Linked DNA regions of Mus musculus: region 1 is linked to region 2. A link is a loop called in an ENCODE intact Hi-C map of the cell type or tissue named here. Cell type or tissue: left cerebral cortex. All regions are shown on one strand. Links, peaks and the distances in the headings refer to the core of each region. The heading gives the core; the rest is flanking DNA.

Region 1 (8,342 bases), core at 44-8,043, 310 kb before region 2:
CACTGCATGGATTTGCTGAGTTCAATTTTTAGTTTAATAGCCCTAAGGTAGGAGTCGGTATTATGTCCATTTTATCAACAAAATATATGGTTAAAGTATTAAAGGGACACCAGGAAGTAGAATGAAACTTAGCTGTCCTGGAACTTGCTCAGTAGGCTGACCTTGAGTTTAGTGATCTGCACGGCTCTGTCTCCTGGGATTAAAGGTATGTTCCATCACACATAGACTTAAATTTAGCTGAGTGGGATCTGTTATCTCCTAAAACAAAAGATTTTGCTCTGTTCTACTTCCCGGTGTCCCTTTAAATATTTTTCCTTTCTCAGCTTGCTCATTTTCTTACAGGTTCAGAGGTTCTGTCCATTACCATCAAGGCGGGAGCATGCCAGCATCCGGAGGAGCTGAGGGTCCTACATCATCTTATTCAGACTGGCTCCCAGGGAGCTAGGATGAGGGTCTTAAAGCCCATGCCCACAACGACACACTTGCTCTAACACCTACTGCAGCAAGGCCACACCTCCTAATAGTGCCACTTCCTGGGCCAAGCATATACAAACATCACCATCACCACCATCTTCCACACTTCAGACGCTCTCATGTTCCACCAGACGATGGCTCATGTTCCACCAGACGATGGCTATGCTCCGTCCTTTTTTTCTTCTTTTCCTAGCAGTCTATATTCAGCCAATGTGGGTCACTTATAAGATTGCAAGTTCCTTGAGAACAAGGGTTGTTTTAATCAAGCATGAAAATAAAAGACAAAGCAAAGTTACTGTGGGGGCAGCTACTATGTTGCAACCAGGCAGTTGATAGGATCTGATAATTTTAGCCTAACAATATCAGGCCTTCCAAATCTGCAAGAGAAACTAAAACTGTGACTTCTGTACAGAATGTCAAGATACAAACACTGCCTCAGATGAAGTGGGGTTTTTTGTTGTTGTGAGCATGTTTGTTGAGACAGTCTTGCTGGCCTTGAGTTCATAGCATGGCCTCATCTTCCTTAGAGCTGGGATATTGGCCTGTACTACCACTCCTGGCCTTGGGGTTCTGTTTCTTAAATGCAGATCAAATAAAAACAGCTGTTGGCAAAAGTCCTTGGCCCCAGCTAATCTTTGTTTTATCAGTAACCAGAGAATGTGTGCTAAATAGTACTGAGATTTCTGGTCGCCCTTATGCCTTGTACTGCTAGGTACTTTAAGTAAATCAGTCCATTTAATCTCTACACAAATCTGAGAGTTAACTTTGCAGAGGAGACAACTGAGGCACAGAGCAGTTAAACTACCTCACCAAGGTCATACAGGTAATAAATAACCGGTCTCAGATTTGAATGTAAGTAGTGTGGCCTCAAAGCTTGCAGGCACTCTCATGGCATACAGTGGTCCTCAAGTGGGTGCTTTCTGCTTCTCCTGCTCAAAGGTAAACAGAAGGAGCCAAGCCTGGTGGCTTACACCTGTAATTGCAGCAACTCCAGGGGCTGCGACAAGAAATTTGTCTCAAATTCGAGGCCAGGCTCAGACATAAGGAAGTAAGAGAGAAGAGGCATGGATTCAAGCCACGCTTCTCTTAATAACCCAGCAGTAAACTCGGCAAAACATAGAATCTCGCCGGGCGTGGTGGCTCATGCCTTTAATCCCAGTACTTGGAAGGCTTGAGGCAGGCAGATTTCTGAGTTCAAGGCTAGCCTGGTCTACAGAGTGAGTTCCAGGACAGCCAGGGCTACACAGAGAAACCCTGTCTCGAACCCCCCCCCCCAAAAAAAAAAAAAAAAACGAAGAATCGCTGGTCAGTTATAAAATAAGAAGTTTCTATGATCTTAACTTTAAATTCCTTTCAAAGTCTCAGACTCTTGTCATAGGCTCATAAGATAACTCAGCAGGTAAAGTCTTGCTGCAAAAGTATGACAACTGGAGTCCTCACACCAGAATTCATGTAAAGACCAGGCCAGCACAACAGCCTACATGGGATCACAGTGCTAAGGAAATGGACAGAGAATTCTGGGCTATCTAGCCAGCTGAACCAGTGAGTTCTGGGTACAAGAGAGAGAGAGCCTACCTCAATGTCTATGGAGGAGAGCAATAGAGAAAGATGTTCAATATCAACTTCTGGTCTTGATAAGTACCTACAGACACATGTGAACATACATACCTGTGTTGGCTGGTCTTATGTCAAGTTGACACACAAACTAAAGGTATCTAAAAGGAGAGAAACTTAACTGAGAAAATGCCTCCATAAGACATGGTTGTAGAGCATTTTCTTAATTAGTTATCAATGGGGGAGGGCCCAGTCCATTGTGGGTGGTCTCAGCCCTGAGCTGGTGGTCCTGGGAGCTATAAGAAAGCAGGCTGAGTGAGCCAGGGGAAGCAAGCCAGTAAGCTGCACCCTTCCATGGCCTTTGAATCAGCTCCTGCCTCCAGCTCCCTGCCCTGCTTGAGTTCCTATCCTGACTTCTTTAACATGGATATAGAAGTGTAGGCCAAATAAACCCCCTTCCTCCTCAACTTGCTTTTTGGTTCTGGTGTTTTGTTACAGCCATAGAAAAACCTAAGACAATACCATGCATACTACCCCCAAAAAGTTTTAAATTTTTCCTATTTTTTAAGATTTTACTTTTACTTATGTGTTCAAGTTTATCCCTGATTTTATCCTTCCTGTGTTTTCCCTGCAGAACCTACAGTGGTTGGTTTTGTTGTTGTTGTTGTTGCTATGTTATCTATTAATTTATTTATTTTGTGAGTGTTGCTATTCATTTATTTATTTATTTATTTACTTACTTACTTATTTAGTGAGTCTCTCTGTATAACTCTGGATGGCTAGAACACATGATGCAGACCAGGCTGGCCTCACACTCACAGAGATCACCTGCCATTATTTCCTACACTCTGAATGCTAAGATGAAAGAGCCAGCCACCAGGCTCCAATTATAGTGTCCTTTAACTATTAGATATGTGTGTGTGTGTGTGTGTGTGTGTGTGTGTGTGTGTGTGTGTGTAAGCTATTATAAGCTATTTGGGGTTTGGGGGATTTTTTGTTTGTTTTTGTTTTTTGTTTGTTTTTGTTTTTTATTTTTTGTTTCTCTGTGCAACCCTAGCTGTCCTGGAACTGACTCTGTGGATCAGGCTGTTTTCAGACTCAGAGATCTGTCTGCTTCTGCATCTTGAGCACTGAAACTAAAAGTGTACACCACTACTGCCCACCTTTTCCCAGACCTAATGACTGATAAACATATGAATATTAATCAGGCACCTCTTAACAGGCATTTGGATTGCCTTTACTATTAGAAATATTCTTATTTTGTTAAGGGGACTATTATTGTTCAAAGTGTTTGGTAACCATTTTGACAAATGACCCAGAGCAGACATAGTATCAGAATTAGGACAAGGTTTGTGTCTTTTCTTTTCTTCCTTCCTTTTTCTTCACCCACACTTGAAAGATCCTGTCAATATGAGGTATGAATCTGTCAAACAGGTACAATGATGCTAGAATATATACACCCCCACCCACTTTGTAGTATTTGTGAGTTTAGAGTAAATGAAAACTTAATTTTATTATATTTTTAAAGTATATTCTAAGTCTTATAGTAGCAAATTGTAATTCCAGTTTTTACTTTCTATGGCACAGACTTGATAAACTGAAGGCTTTGAAGAGGGAATCCCCAAATTGTACCAGTCATTTTCATGTGCTACATATACTGTATAAAGTAATATATGCATATATATATATATATACATATATATGTATGTATATATATTTATATATATATATACATATATATATATAGGGTACATACACAATTCCCCTTTTCCTAAAGGAACACAATGAATGCAACATATAACTTTTATAATCCTCAAAAGATAAAAGTTAGTTGCCTGAATGAACACTGTTACACGGATCTTTTAGATCAGGGGTAATGTTAACACAGAGACTGTCATAGGGAGGGGGAAACATTACAACTTTTATTTGCTGGCCAATAAAAAACTGTTCAACTTCCTTAACAATCAAGGAAACACAAATCAAAACCACACTGAGATTTTACCTCCTACCAGCCAGAAAACAAACAGCTAATGTTAGTGAAGATGTAGGGGGCTGACAAATTCTTCCGAAATGCTGGTGGGAATGCAGAGTGATGCAGCCACTACAGAAAGCACTGCAGAGGTTCCAAAGGCAAGCAGACAAAACAAAGCAAAAGGAGAGTTGTAGGGTGAGCTGGGTGTGGTGATGTGTGCCTGTATCCCAGTTCTCAGCAAGCAGATCCAATTCCCAAATCTGCCACGTGGTGGAGCTGAGACACCAGTCACACACAATCTCCAAATTTGTCACTGCTGATGGACCAAAGTCAGAGTTTGAAACTAAGAAAAACTAACAGAGGTTGTGACTAACAACTAGTACCAAAATTTCATCATATCAACTGTAAGACAGAGCTTCAGAGAACTACATTAAGATAAGACTAATTTTTGTGTCAGGCTAACCTGGAATTTACTAGGTAACCCAAGCTGACCTCAAACTTATGATCTGCCAGCCTCAGACTCCCATGTGCTCGGATTACAGGCATGAGCTATAATATGCCCAACACTGTATATATATATATATATATATATATATTTTTTTTTTAATGGAAGTAGTGGAAAATACATTAAAATATCCTAACATAACTTACTATTTTTGATTAAGACTTTCTTCTCTGGGGACAGGTTGAGTACATACATGGTTTAATGGGTAAAATGCATGTTGTGCAAGCATGAGGACCCGAGTTCAAATCCCCAGCACCCATATAAAAGAGCTGAACACAGCAATGTACTCCTGTAACCCCAAAGCTAGGGAGCTGAGAAAGGAAGATCCTGGTGGCTCGATGTCCAGTCAGTCTAGCCAATTGGTTAATTCCAGAGTTAGTAAGAGACCCTGCCTAAAATAGTAAGGTGGAGAGCAATAGAGGCAGATACTCAACTCCGTCTCTGACTCTATACATGCATTTTATGGGCAACTGCACACACATGCATATACTCTACACACAGGCATACACACCCACACACAGAGTGGGGAGGGGAGAAGGAGAGAGGGAGAGGAAGGTGTGGTGGCTCATGCCTATAATCTCTTTGAGAGGTTGAGGCAGGAGGATTTCCTAGAGTTGTGGGCCATCCTGGGTTAAATAGTGAATTCTAGGCCAGCCTGAGCTAGAGAAAGATCCTGTCCCCTGAAATTCCTTGTTTGTATTCATTAACATACCATTTGCTGAATGTGTTTTGTGTAGCAGGTGTGAGAATTTCAGGAGATGACCTGAACAAAATAGGCACTGCTTCTCTTCAGAGACCTTCAAGGAAGGAGCAGAACGAGGAATCAGACAGCTCTGGCAACCCAGGGGAGCTTTCTGATGTATTATAAGAACAGGCCTTTGTTTCCAATGATAAGACTCAGTCTTCGCAGGGCTGGGGATATAGCTCAACTGTAGGGCAATGGATAGATAGCCTTGCATGTCTCCCATGTGCAAGGTCATTAGGTTCAGTCCCTACCTTAGACAAAATTCTTACCAATTCCCTGTGAAAACTAGGAATTCAGAAAACCATAATAGCATGCTATCATTGTAGGCTTCTCGTACTTAAATAATTTTCTGAGATCTATGATTGTTTGATATTATTTAAGAAATTTAACCTCAGATACCCTAATGTGTAGTTCTTAACCAAATGAAAAATGTACAGTGTTACAGAGCTTTGCATACAGAGAGGATATATTTAAGGGTTTTTTAAAGGATTTTATTGGAGAGAGCAGAGAACATTTGCCTGTGTGCTTTCATATCCCCTATTACAACTCATCTTCACAAAACTGCCACTTTTGAACTTTTTAGTGGGATAGTCACAATTATTAACAGGAGTTATCAAAATAGCCCCCTCTTTCTGATTGCATAGAGACAAAGGGACCAGGGTTTGTTTGTTTTTTTTTTTTCTCTCACACACTTTAAGCAAAGAATTGTATCACATGATAAGAATCTAGCTGACTTCTATTTGGACATAAAAGAATTTGGGGGTAAGTTCAACAATAGCACTTTCCTAACTAAATACCTTTGTTTAGAAAGGATTTCGAGGAGCTGGGACTGTGGGTCAGTTGGTAGAGTTTTCATACATGTGCATCCGGGTTCAATCCCAGTAGTGCAGAAGGCAGTGTGGCATTGGGCGCTTGGATTCTGCTTCTCGTGAGGTGTGAGCAGGAAAGTCAGAAGTTCTAGATCATTCTTGGCCGCGTACACATTTGAAGCTGGCCTGGGATACAGAACATTCTGTCTCAAAAAAAAAAATGTTTAGCATTCTGTCATCTCAGGTGAACAATACAATGTCCATATGAGTGTTTAAAAGATATAGACTCCTTATTGCCTTTTTCTCCTATTCTGTGAACTGCATTCTTACTTCAACTGAATGTCATATTCTGATATTTTAAGGCTTTAAAAGTAATCGAATTTCCACAGTTCATATTACTCCTGGTCTTAGTCAAAGGCATGACATAGAAGTGGTCTCACAAGTGACACAGATGAAAATGAGACATTAAAAATATGAGGCCGGGCATGTAACTTAGTGTTGGAAAACCAAGGGTTTTGGTTTGTTTCCCCCCCCCACACACACACACTTTAAGCAAAAGATAGTATGACATGATTAGAATCTAGCTTTTGTGTGAACAGCACAACTTACATATTATAAGAATAGGTCTTTGTTTCTGATGGTAAAATTTAGTCTGCATTTGTCAAGCTGTGGCCTTAAAGGGCACCTGCACTCACATGCACACACCAGCATATAAATACACATACATGCATATCATTAAAAATGATAAAAGTAAATTAAAAAAATGCAGAGGCCAGGTATGGTGGTGAGTGCCTTGTAGTACCAGGAGTTGCAAGGCAGAGTCAGATGGATCTCTGGGAGTTCAAAGCCAGCCAAGACTAACAACGAGACCCTGCCTGAAGATGAATGAATGAATGAATGAATGAATGAATGAAGAGAGTAACTGAGGAAGGCACTTAACAGTCAACCTTCTGTCATCATAGCATGTGAACACGGACAGAGAAATATACACAAAAGATGACTGCACCAGCTTTTGTTAATTAAAAACAAAAGCTGATGTTTTTTTGATAAAAGAAGCATATGCCTTTTGTAAAGAAAACAGAAACAAAGAAATTCTACTTTGTAAACACAGCCACTATTTGGGAGTAGTTTTTCCAGTCTTTTTTTTCTAGTTAGTAAACAAATATAATTTCTCTCAAAATTGATAATGTACATATATTTTCACTTGTATCCACTTTTGTTTGCAGTGCTAGGGACTGAACCACATGTCCATCATTTTCAGTCTAACATTGCCAGGCCAGGAAGCGTCTTAGGGGGTCAAAAAGATGGCTCAGAAGGTAAGCCAATCAGTAAGACAAGCCTGATGAGCAGAATTCATCCCTTGGAATCCACATGGTGGAAGGTGAGTACTGACTCCCATAAATTGTGCTCTGTCCTCCACACACGTGCATATAAATGCATACACCCAGAAACACGTGTAAAATAAACAAAAGTCTTCATAGCTGGGTGTGATGGTGTATATTGATAACTACAGCACCAAGAAGCATGAGGCAGGGGGATTGAGAGTTCAAGGCTAGCCTGGGTTACATAGTAAAACTTTGCCTCAAAAGCAAGACCCCCTAAAGTTATACAGGCAATTGCTGCTGCTATTGGTTGCTCATCAGGAGCAGATGGGAAGGCCCTGCTGCTGAAGACAGCCACATGCATTTGTTGCAGGTATCCAGCTAGCACCGGGCTGGAAGCCATCCTCACTCCTACTCTGGCCTAGCTCTTAGGTGTTATGCAGGCTTCTGGGGGAGAACCGCTTGGGAGGGGAGTTAAAATTTATTTATTTATTTATTTATTTACACCCCAAATACTGCCCTCCCAGTCCCCCCTCTCCGCCCCGCTACCCCAACCTCCTCCTCTGAGAGAGTGAGGCCCCACTTTTGATATCCCCCCACCCTGGTGTAACAACTCTCTGTCAGATTTGGCACATCATCTCCCACTGAGGCCAGACAAGGCAACCCCAGTAAGACAACAGCTTTATGGAGAGCCTCGGTTCCAGTTGTTGGGGGGCCCACATGGAGACGGAGCTGCGTGTCTGCTACGTATGCCCCAGGGGCCTCATTGCAGCCTATGTGTGTTCTTTGGTTGATGACCTAGTCTCTGAGAGCTCCCAGAGGTCCCGGTCAGTTGACTCTGTTGGTCCTCCCGTGGGGTGCCCATCCTCTTCCTGCCTTAGTCCTTCCTTCGGGGGAGCATTGTAATCAAGAGCCTTATTCAGTTTTGGACACTGCAGCAAAACCAACTGGACAGGCAAGG
Region 2 (8,342 bases), core at 55-8,054:
TAGAGGTAGACAATGGAATGCAGCATCAGGCACTCTGACCCTGCATCCTCCGCAGGGATGTGACCCTGTGGTACCTTGCTGATCACATTGCTCATTACCCTCAATGCTTCATCCACCCCAGCATAAAACCTTGGGCACTTCCATTCCCTCTGCTCTTTAAATCCTTCTGGTGACTCACAAGCCACATAAAACCTGCCCAGCAGGGACCCTCTCTTTCGGCATTCAGCCACTTTACTGGGACCTGGGATACTGAGGCCACTAAAGAGCAGCAATGTCCCATCCACTACAGTCTAGGCTGAGGGCTCTGAGGGCACACTGGTCCACTAGTAACCCTGCAATACTCTACCACAGGTACCCTGTTGCAGGGTCCATTAAAACATACAGGGGACAAGTCAGCCTTGAGCCTGGGAGACCTGCAGCCGGCCTTATACCTATCCCTTTGGCAAATTTCCCTTGAAAGAACATGGGACAAACCAGAATAGCACTCTAGTCACAGTGAAGACTAGGAGTCCAGATCAGCAGCGAAGGCCCAGGCAGTAAAGCTTCATATGAAAGCATGCAGCAGTCGACACCTGACTCATTAGAAGTGGCCCTGTCACCACAGGCAACCCTTCTCCACCTCTTCAGGCTTCCCTACCATTAAAGAGCCCATGGGCTTTCAAAGCACCTAACCAAACCAGCCTTTGTCATGTCCCATCCCTGTAACCTGTGAGGTCATAGCTACCCTTTCTGGCTCAGCACATCTGGGCTGACCACACAAGCCAGGCCTGTTTCCACGTCTTCATCCTGTGACTCCATGGGCAAACCAACGGGCTCCAAACCTGGCCCCAGAGGTACACATGCCTAATAAAACCTAAGGAAAATCTTGGAAGATTTTGAGCAAGAATATGAGGTAACAGAAATCAGAGCTTTCTGCAGGTTAAGCTGGCATCTGTAAGGTAGAATTATGGGTAGAAGCTGCTGGATTGTGGGATCAGTGACAGCAATCAAATGTGACATTCTACTGGCCCAATTTTGCAAAGAGGTCATATTAAGGGAAGTACATATAATTAAGGAAAGAAAAGACAACTAAACTCAAGGAAAGTTTACCTATGGGGGGAAAAAAAGCCCTGAGAGAGAGAGAGAGAGAGTCAGAGGTGGGTCTGACGTGACTTAAAAATAGAGGCATGGCAAAGGGAAAGTACGTGTTATCGAAAGCTGGTATTCCTGAGGGGTGGGCAATTTGAGGGATTATTCAGACAAAGCAAACCACTGACATACAGAAAGCTCTAAGCTCCAAGGAGCAACAGAGAATAAACGTTTGACTTCCTTTGTGCATATGTGAATGGGCTTCGTGTGTTTTCCACATTCAAGAACAGCTTAGTAAAGAAAGTAGGCAGAATGGACAAACCACAGAGGAAGAAATCCAAATGGCCACTAAGCCTTTAAAAAGATGTTCAGTAGTAGACTTGGAGCTGGTAAGGATTGACTTCTAAAAATAGAATGCAAGCCCAAGTCAAGGGTGGTATAGCCAGTTACCTTTGTGAACCTCTTAAATCCACAATAAAATATCATATTATATATTATTATATTATATATACTTATATATTAAATGTATAACAAACACATAAATATATGCATAGAGAGACAGACAGACAGAGCACACATAGAGTCGTCCTCAGGTATGTTTAAATATACAGTAGTTCATATTGGGAGTTTCCCAGATCATTCTCCCATTTGTTCACTCGATGGACTGAGATCAAACTGTTAGAATCAAGGTTACACTTTATTACAACAAAGGTAAGAGATTCAAGTCAGCATTGGGCAAGAACTGTACAGAACAGAGCAGAAGAATAAGCACGTACATGTCTTGTGAGCCCCTCCCATTTTAACCCATAGATCACACTGACAAAACTTAACTGTGTATACAGTACTGACCAACAAAGGCTGGTGCCTGAGCCGGGATAGCCCAGGTCAATCCACAGATAGCATCATTTATGAGTCTAGCTAATCTCCAGTTTCACATGCAAGTAGCTGACACAGTAAGGTCCAGATCTACCAAGTGACATAGCCAGACACTGTCTAAAAATAAAAAAAAAAAATTAAAAAAAAAAAACATGCAGACAAAACAGAGAGAAAGGAGGAGAGGAGCAGGGGAGAAAAAAATTAAATTTAAAAAAATAATTAAGCACCCAGATGTTATGAATAGCCCTGGTCCCAGACCCAGAGGAGCAGGCCAATAATCCTTGAGAGCCTGAGACAGAGTCACAAGTTCAAACCAGCCTGGGAAACTCAGGCAGAGCCTGTCTCAAAATTTAAACCTTTGACAAAGCGTGGTACATTTATATCTTGAGTCATAATCTTTACTTAACTATATATAGTTACTAAAATGCATATGTTGGGCCAGGGGTGGGGGTTGGCACACACCTTTAACTCCAGTATTTGGGAGGCAGAGGCAGGCAGATCTCTATAAGTCTGAGGCCAGCATGATCTACATAGCAAGTTCCAGGCCTGCCAGAATCTCTCGGTGACTGTCCTCTGAGACAAGCAAGCAGCTCTTGGGACTTGGATATTCCTGGTTGACATTGAAAAGACAGTGCTCTGCCTTCTTAGCCCCGCCCTGCTTGCAAAAGACCATCCCAGCCAGGCCTGTTGACTGTTTACACCCTCACAGAGGGGTGGGGGGTTTATGAAACCCTCACCTCAGTATCCAGCTGCTCCCTACTACCTTCTGATGTGGTGACAGCTCTGAATTTTCATCTTTAGACTCCCTGTGTGGTTGACTACACCAGCTGATTTTCAGATATTGAACAAGCTCCAAACACCTTAATCACACACACATGACTTAGGGCAGGGGATGGGGCGGGGGGTCGAGTGTATTGCAGAGGAGACTGGGGCAGAGGGTTCCATCTGTGTGACTCCTGGACTGGCAAGGCCTTTCAGGTGCAGTTTATTGGAGGGGAAGGAGCAGGTACCCAGGCCCAGTAAAGAAGCCCAATGAAGTCATTGGTTCCCAAGAGTGAACTGTGACGGAATTGTGGGAGTCAGTATGTCTGTTGTGACCTTTGAAGGAGGGATAGGTGTTATTTACATCCCACACTGAGAAGGGATTTTAGCAATAACCTGTCCAAAAAAAAAAATGGATATCTTGAGAGGCTAAGGAACTGACTCAGTGTGTAAGAGAACTTCCTGTGCAAACACGAAGACTTGAGTTCAAATCCTCAGTACCCAAGCAAAAGCCATGCCAGGTCTTGCCTAAAGCACCTAGGAACCCTATTGTTGCTGTGGGGAAGACAAGAGTATTGATGGGCTTTGCTGGCCTCAGCCTGGCTCCAGGTTCAGTGAGAGACTCAGGCAGAGGGTGAGAGAACAGGATGCCCTCTGGCTTCTACATGTATGTATGCACACACACACACCTCACCATCACATACATGTCAACACGCACACATGCACACACAAAGAATAAAATGCATATGGTGGCCAGGAAAAGAGTTAAGATATAATTGAGCCACATTAGTTCCAGATTCTGTAATTTATATTTGCAAATATTATATAATTCTAATTAAAACTTATTTGTGGCATTAAAACAATTAACTATTTGCCGTCCCTTTTGACTGCTGAGCAGTCAAAAGACGTGCTTCGCCTTCTTGCTCCAGTTCTTGTACAATGGCTGAGTCTCTTTCCGTGCTTTGTTTACTACAGTGTAATTCACACTTCTCTGCTTTTCTTGGCAATGTCAGTATTGAAATTCGCCCCAGTATAATGGCCCAGTGTTCCTATTCATAAAGATCTGATGTGCTTTTCAGAGGAGATGCCTACGTGGTTTCTGTCAGTCATGAGTTATGTATACCGCTGTTGGTCAGGTTCAAAGTGAACGAATTAACAATGTTTATTGGTGGCTCTCAACAGAAATTTGCATAAATTAAGGTTATCTGGCTGTGATCACCAGCTTAGTGTTACTTTTAAAAGACAACGTCCCAAACACTTGACTTATCAAATGAGGACACAAGAGCCAGATGCTGTGGTGAAAGCCTGCTAGCTCAGAGAGGCAGAGAAAGGCCCCAGCTGGGCTTCCCACTCCACCAACGTCCCTGAAGAAATTCCTTCATGCCGTCTAAAATACCCTTCAACTCAGTGTCTCTCCTCTTGACTTCCTGAGTTTTCTTATGGTCACTCCCTGTCACCCGGCTGCTTGCTTCACCTCTTGCCCAAGGGTTGACTTTATTTAATCCTGTTTGCAGAAAGTTCTTGGATTAAAGCTGTGTGCTAGGGCTGAGCCACACCATAACAATAACCAGGTTTTTCCAGTTCACAATCGTGGGGTTCACAATGTGATCAAATCCCGCAGCATCACAGGACCCTCTCTATCCCTGACCTTCCCCAGGAGCAATGATCGTACTCATTGTCATTCTCCATCACACAGACATAGAACTCCGAAAGTAATGAGATAGAAATATACTTGACAGGCAAGTGCTCTGCCACTCAGCTCTATCCGCAGCCTTTGTATATGTATAGACACTATAGAAGGATATATATCATATGAACAGCAGTCGCCTTTGATATGAATGAGGCTCGTTTTAACCCCTTTACACTTTTTTCAGACTTTCAGTAGCAAGGGCAACAAGTGTGATTTATAGAATGGTTTTATGTAAGACCCTGAGAATACAGCATGCCAATTCAAGGCCTTAGCATCATTCAAGACAAAAGGTAGTGGACAAATCAGAGCTGAAGTCTTTAATGGCCCAGTGGTACCACTGACCAGAAGCAAGACCCCAGAACATGAGGACTGGGACTCGACATTTGGAAGAATGAGTGGGAGCCAATACAGAAAAGGCTGTGGTTCTCACTCTTAAAAAAGAAACACTGGCAAGGCATGGTGGCTCATGCCAGTAGTCCCAACTGGGAGTGAGGGGATGAGGCAGGAGGATTGCAACGACTTTGAGGTCATCCTGGGCTCCAGAAGACCCAGGGAACCTGACCCATTTTTTTTAACCTCCAAGAGCACCAGGCATGAAGATGATAGGCATATGCACATGCAGGCAAAATACTCATAAACATAAAATAAAATAAATAAAAATAAAAAGCAATAATATCAAAACCCTTCAGTTTCTTCATTATCAAAGGCAAAGAAGAGGAAATTCTTGTTGGCTGGACCCCTTTTCAGGCATACACAACCTTTACTTTATTATATATACTTTAATTATTATATTACCTTAATCAGAGAGCCATGATTTCCCGCCGCACACTCCCAACAAGATCAGGCCTCGTGATGTTCCCTCATGGGAGAGAGTGGGAAGGTCACCTAAGATTCCCAGCCTGCCTGTCCCCATTTCCAGATAGCAATAATTCTGCCCCCGCTGCAGAGTGGACTCAGAAGGTGCTAAAGTATGTAGAAACAAGGCTAACGGAAGGGTACTCCATCTATGCAGTGATGAGAACACCACCCATCACACACCCTGACTTCAGTGGCGTAACTTTTGGGGGGTCACCTGTGTATCCGTAAGCCCATAAACTGCTTGGTTCACCAATTTAGACATGGGTGGAATCATTGCTTTGCTCTGTCACCAGTGCCCAGTCTGGATTAAGCGCACACAGGAAAGTTAACGCAAGTCAGCTCATCAAGCCAGCTCATCGACAAATGAAGCTTGTTGGCCATCTGGGAGCTGAGAGGGATCAAGAATGCCTGGTTTGTTCCCACATTGGTAATGAAGCTGCCATGGACCACACCATCACCCCGCCCCTCACCACGATGCAGTGGGCCAGTAAATGTATTGTTTGAAAAATCGATGCGCAGAGCAGTTTTGTTTTGTTTTTAGGGGGTGGGCGCCTGCAGTCCGGTGACAGTCTCACCCCAATCTCCCTTTGGGGAATCTGTGTTGTCAACACTCCACCTCACATTACTCACAGGCTGCAGCAGCTGTGGCAGCATTTTTTTTTTTTTTTCATTGTTGGTTAGTTTTCTCCCTCCCTCCTCCCCTCCAGCCTCCTATTTATGCCAATTCTTCTTTTGTGAGAGATCCCTCGGGGCTTCATTAATTACTCAATCCAGCCCATGGGTCACCACAGCTGCTTCAGGGGCAGAGTGCGGTCCTACAGCAGAGACCCAGGAAGGCCATTGGAATGTGGCGCGGGAGAGGGCGCCCACTACTGGCAGCTCGAGCAAACTGCACACAACCTGCTAAGCAGCAGTTCTCCTGAGCCCTGTAAAGAACCCATGGCTGTCCTTGGCTTTTCCACAAGGTCCTTAACTCGAGTGTTAAAAACACTTAGCACCGGTGGACTCCAGAACATGAAGGCTAATCCAACGGAAACCCTTAGAAAAAAAAAAATCAGACAAATCTTGAGGTCAGATGCAACGGAGTTACCGTATACAGTGACTCCAAAAACCAGAGGAATTAATTTTCTGATAGAATGCCACTGGATTTTAGTAAGAAAGAACTACAGGAAAAACCTAAGATCAAATGCATCACTCGAGAGAACACAAAGCAATTAAGGCAAGAGAAAAAGAGGACGGCGGCTCCAGAGGAAATGGAAGCAGGGTGCTCTTACGCTCTGGATGATCGCAGGCCAGGCCCTCTTCAGAGGAAACGGTTTCATTAACTAAATGGCTTGGAAGCTCTTAACACGGATGAATCAGGGAGAACGTGTTTCTGGGACAGAGAAGGAAAGAGTTTGATTTTTAAAATGGGAACCAAAAATAATTCTTCCAAGACAGAATTTTCTTATCTAAAAACCAGTTTGGAAAAAAATTAAAGTTATTCAATAAACCTACCCATGGGCAAAGTGTATGAACACACACACACACACACATGAACACACACACACCCCAAATCACTAAGAGATACCCAACTTCCCTTATAATTAAGCAAGTAAAAATTAAGACAATAGTATGATCTTATCAGATTAGTGAAGATTTAACAAACTAAGTATGTTCAAGGTCAACCAAAGAGCTACAGATGTAGTTCAGCAACGGCCAGAGTTCCATCCCAGCCCCTGACTGAATAGGGGGAAGAGAACACAAATTTAAAACAAACAAACAGTTTGTTCGGTGGTGGCGCACGCCTTTAATCCCAGCACTCGGGAAACAGAGTCAGGCAAATCTCTGAGTTTGAGGTCAGCCTGGTCTACAGAGTGAGTTCCAGGACAGCCAGGGCTACACAGAGAAACCCTTTCTTGAAATAAATAAATGGATGAATAATGAAACCTTTTGTTTAGATTGCTAATTAGTATAACTTTCGTTTCTAAGGAAATGTAACAATTTACATTGCATTTTTTGTTCCTCTCCTTTAATTCAACATTTCTGTTTCTACTATGTTTAATAAATGTGTGTGTGTGTGTGTGTGTGTGTGCGCGCGCGTAAACGTGTACTTGTGTGTCTAAATTCAGGTACATGCATGCCACAGTGCACTGTGGAGCTCAGAGCAACCTGACTTGTCTACCTGGAGACCAGCCCTCCACTGTATACTCCAGGCCACCTGGCCAATGAGTTCCCAGGAACTCTCATGTCTCCACTGCCTATCTTCCCACAGAAGCACTAGGGTTAGAGATGCTCACTAATCCAGATTTTACCCAGATGCTAGGGATGTCATTTCAGGTCCTCACACTTGAGTAGTCTTGGTTACTTCTCCAATTCTGCAAAGAGACACAATGGCCAAGGCAACTTATAAAAGAAAGCGTTTACTTGGGGGCTTGCTTAGTTTCAGAGAGTCTAGGACAGTCGTGGTGGGGAACAGAAGGCAGAAGGCAGGTAGGCTCGGTGCTAGAGCAGTAGCCAAGAGTTTACATTTTATCCACAAACGCACAGTAGAAAAAGAGAGGCTGGGCCAGGCTTGGGTATTAGAAACCGCAAAGACCACACTGAGTGGCACACCTCCTCCAGCACCTCCTAAGCCTCCCTTAATAGTCCACCAACCAGGAACCAAACATTCAAATATGTTAGCCTATAGGAGTCATTCTCATTCAAACCACCACACACAGCAAGTGCATTCATCAATAACCCATCCACCCAGGCCTCCTCCTCATCCTCCTCCTCCTTCTTCTTCTTCTTCTTTTGGTTTTTTTTTTTTTTTTTTTTTTGGTTTTTCGAGACAGGTTTTCTCTGTGTAGCCCTGGCTGTCCTGGAACTCACTTTGTAGACCAGGCTGGCCTCGAACTCAGAAATCCACCTGCCTCTGCCTCCCAAGTGCTGGGATTAAAGGCGTGCGCCACCACTGCCCGGCCCCAGTCCTATTTCTAATAATTTTATCTCATAAAAGTATATGGGCATTCAATATAAGATTCTTTATAATACTGAAAAATATGGCTCAGTAGGTAAAGTCACCTGCCGGCAAGCCTGATGGCCCAAGTACAATTCCACGTGAACA

What was found. Peaks named below come from ENCODE experiments on the same cell type or tissue, not always from the same donor. Only the 100,000 strongest peaks of a DNase experiment are listed, where the experiment ranks them.
Region 1: a loop joins it to region 2, with 3 times the contacts of the local background. A loop is called at or near these places in 7 of 42 quality-filtered maps.

The regions. Positions count from the first base shown.
Region 1 is chr12:55,827,206-55,835,547 of GRCm38, reverse strand. No RefSeq gene overlaps it. Among named protein-coding and RNA genes, the nearest start is that of Brms1l, 5.0 kb to the left of the region's middle. In left cerebral cortex, for the core only: CTCF peaks have their summits at 1,442 and 4,268; a DNase peak (open chromatin) is centred at 4,263.
Region 2 is chr12:55,515,928-55,524,269 of GRCm38, reverse strand. No RefSeq gene overlaps it. Among named protein-coding and RNA genes, the nearest start is that of Gm36634, 27 kb to the right of the region's middle. In left cerebral cortex, for the core only: a CTCF peak has its summit at 6,125 (motif pointing left); DNase peaks (open chromatin) are centred at 4,028 and 6,089.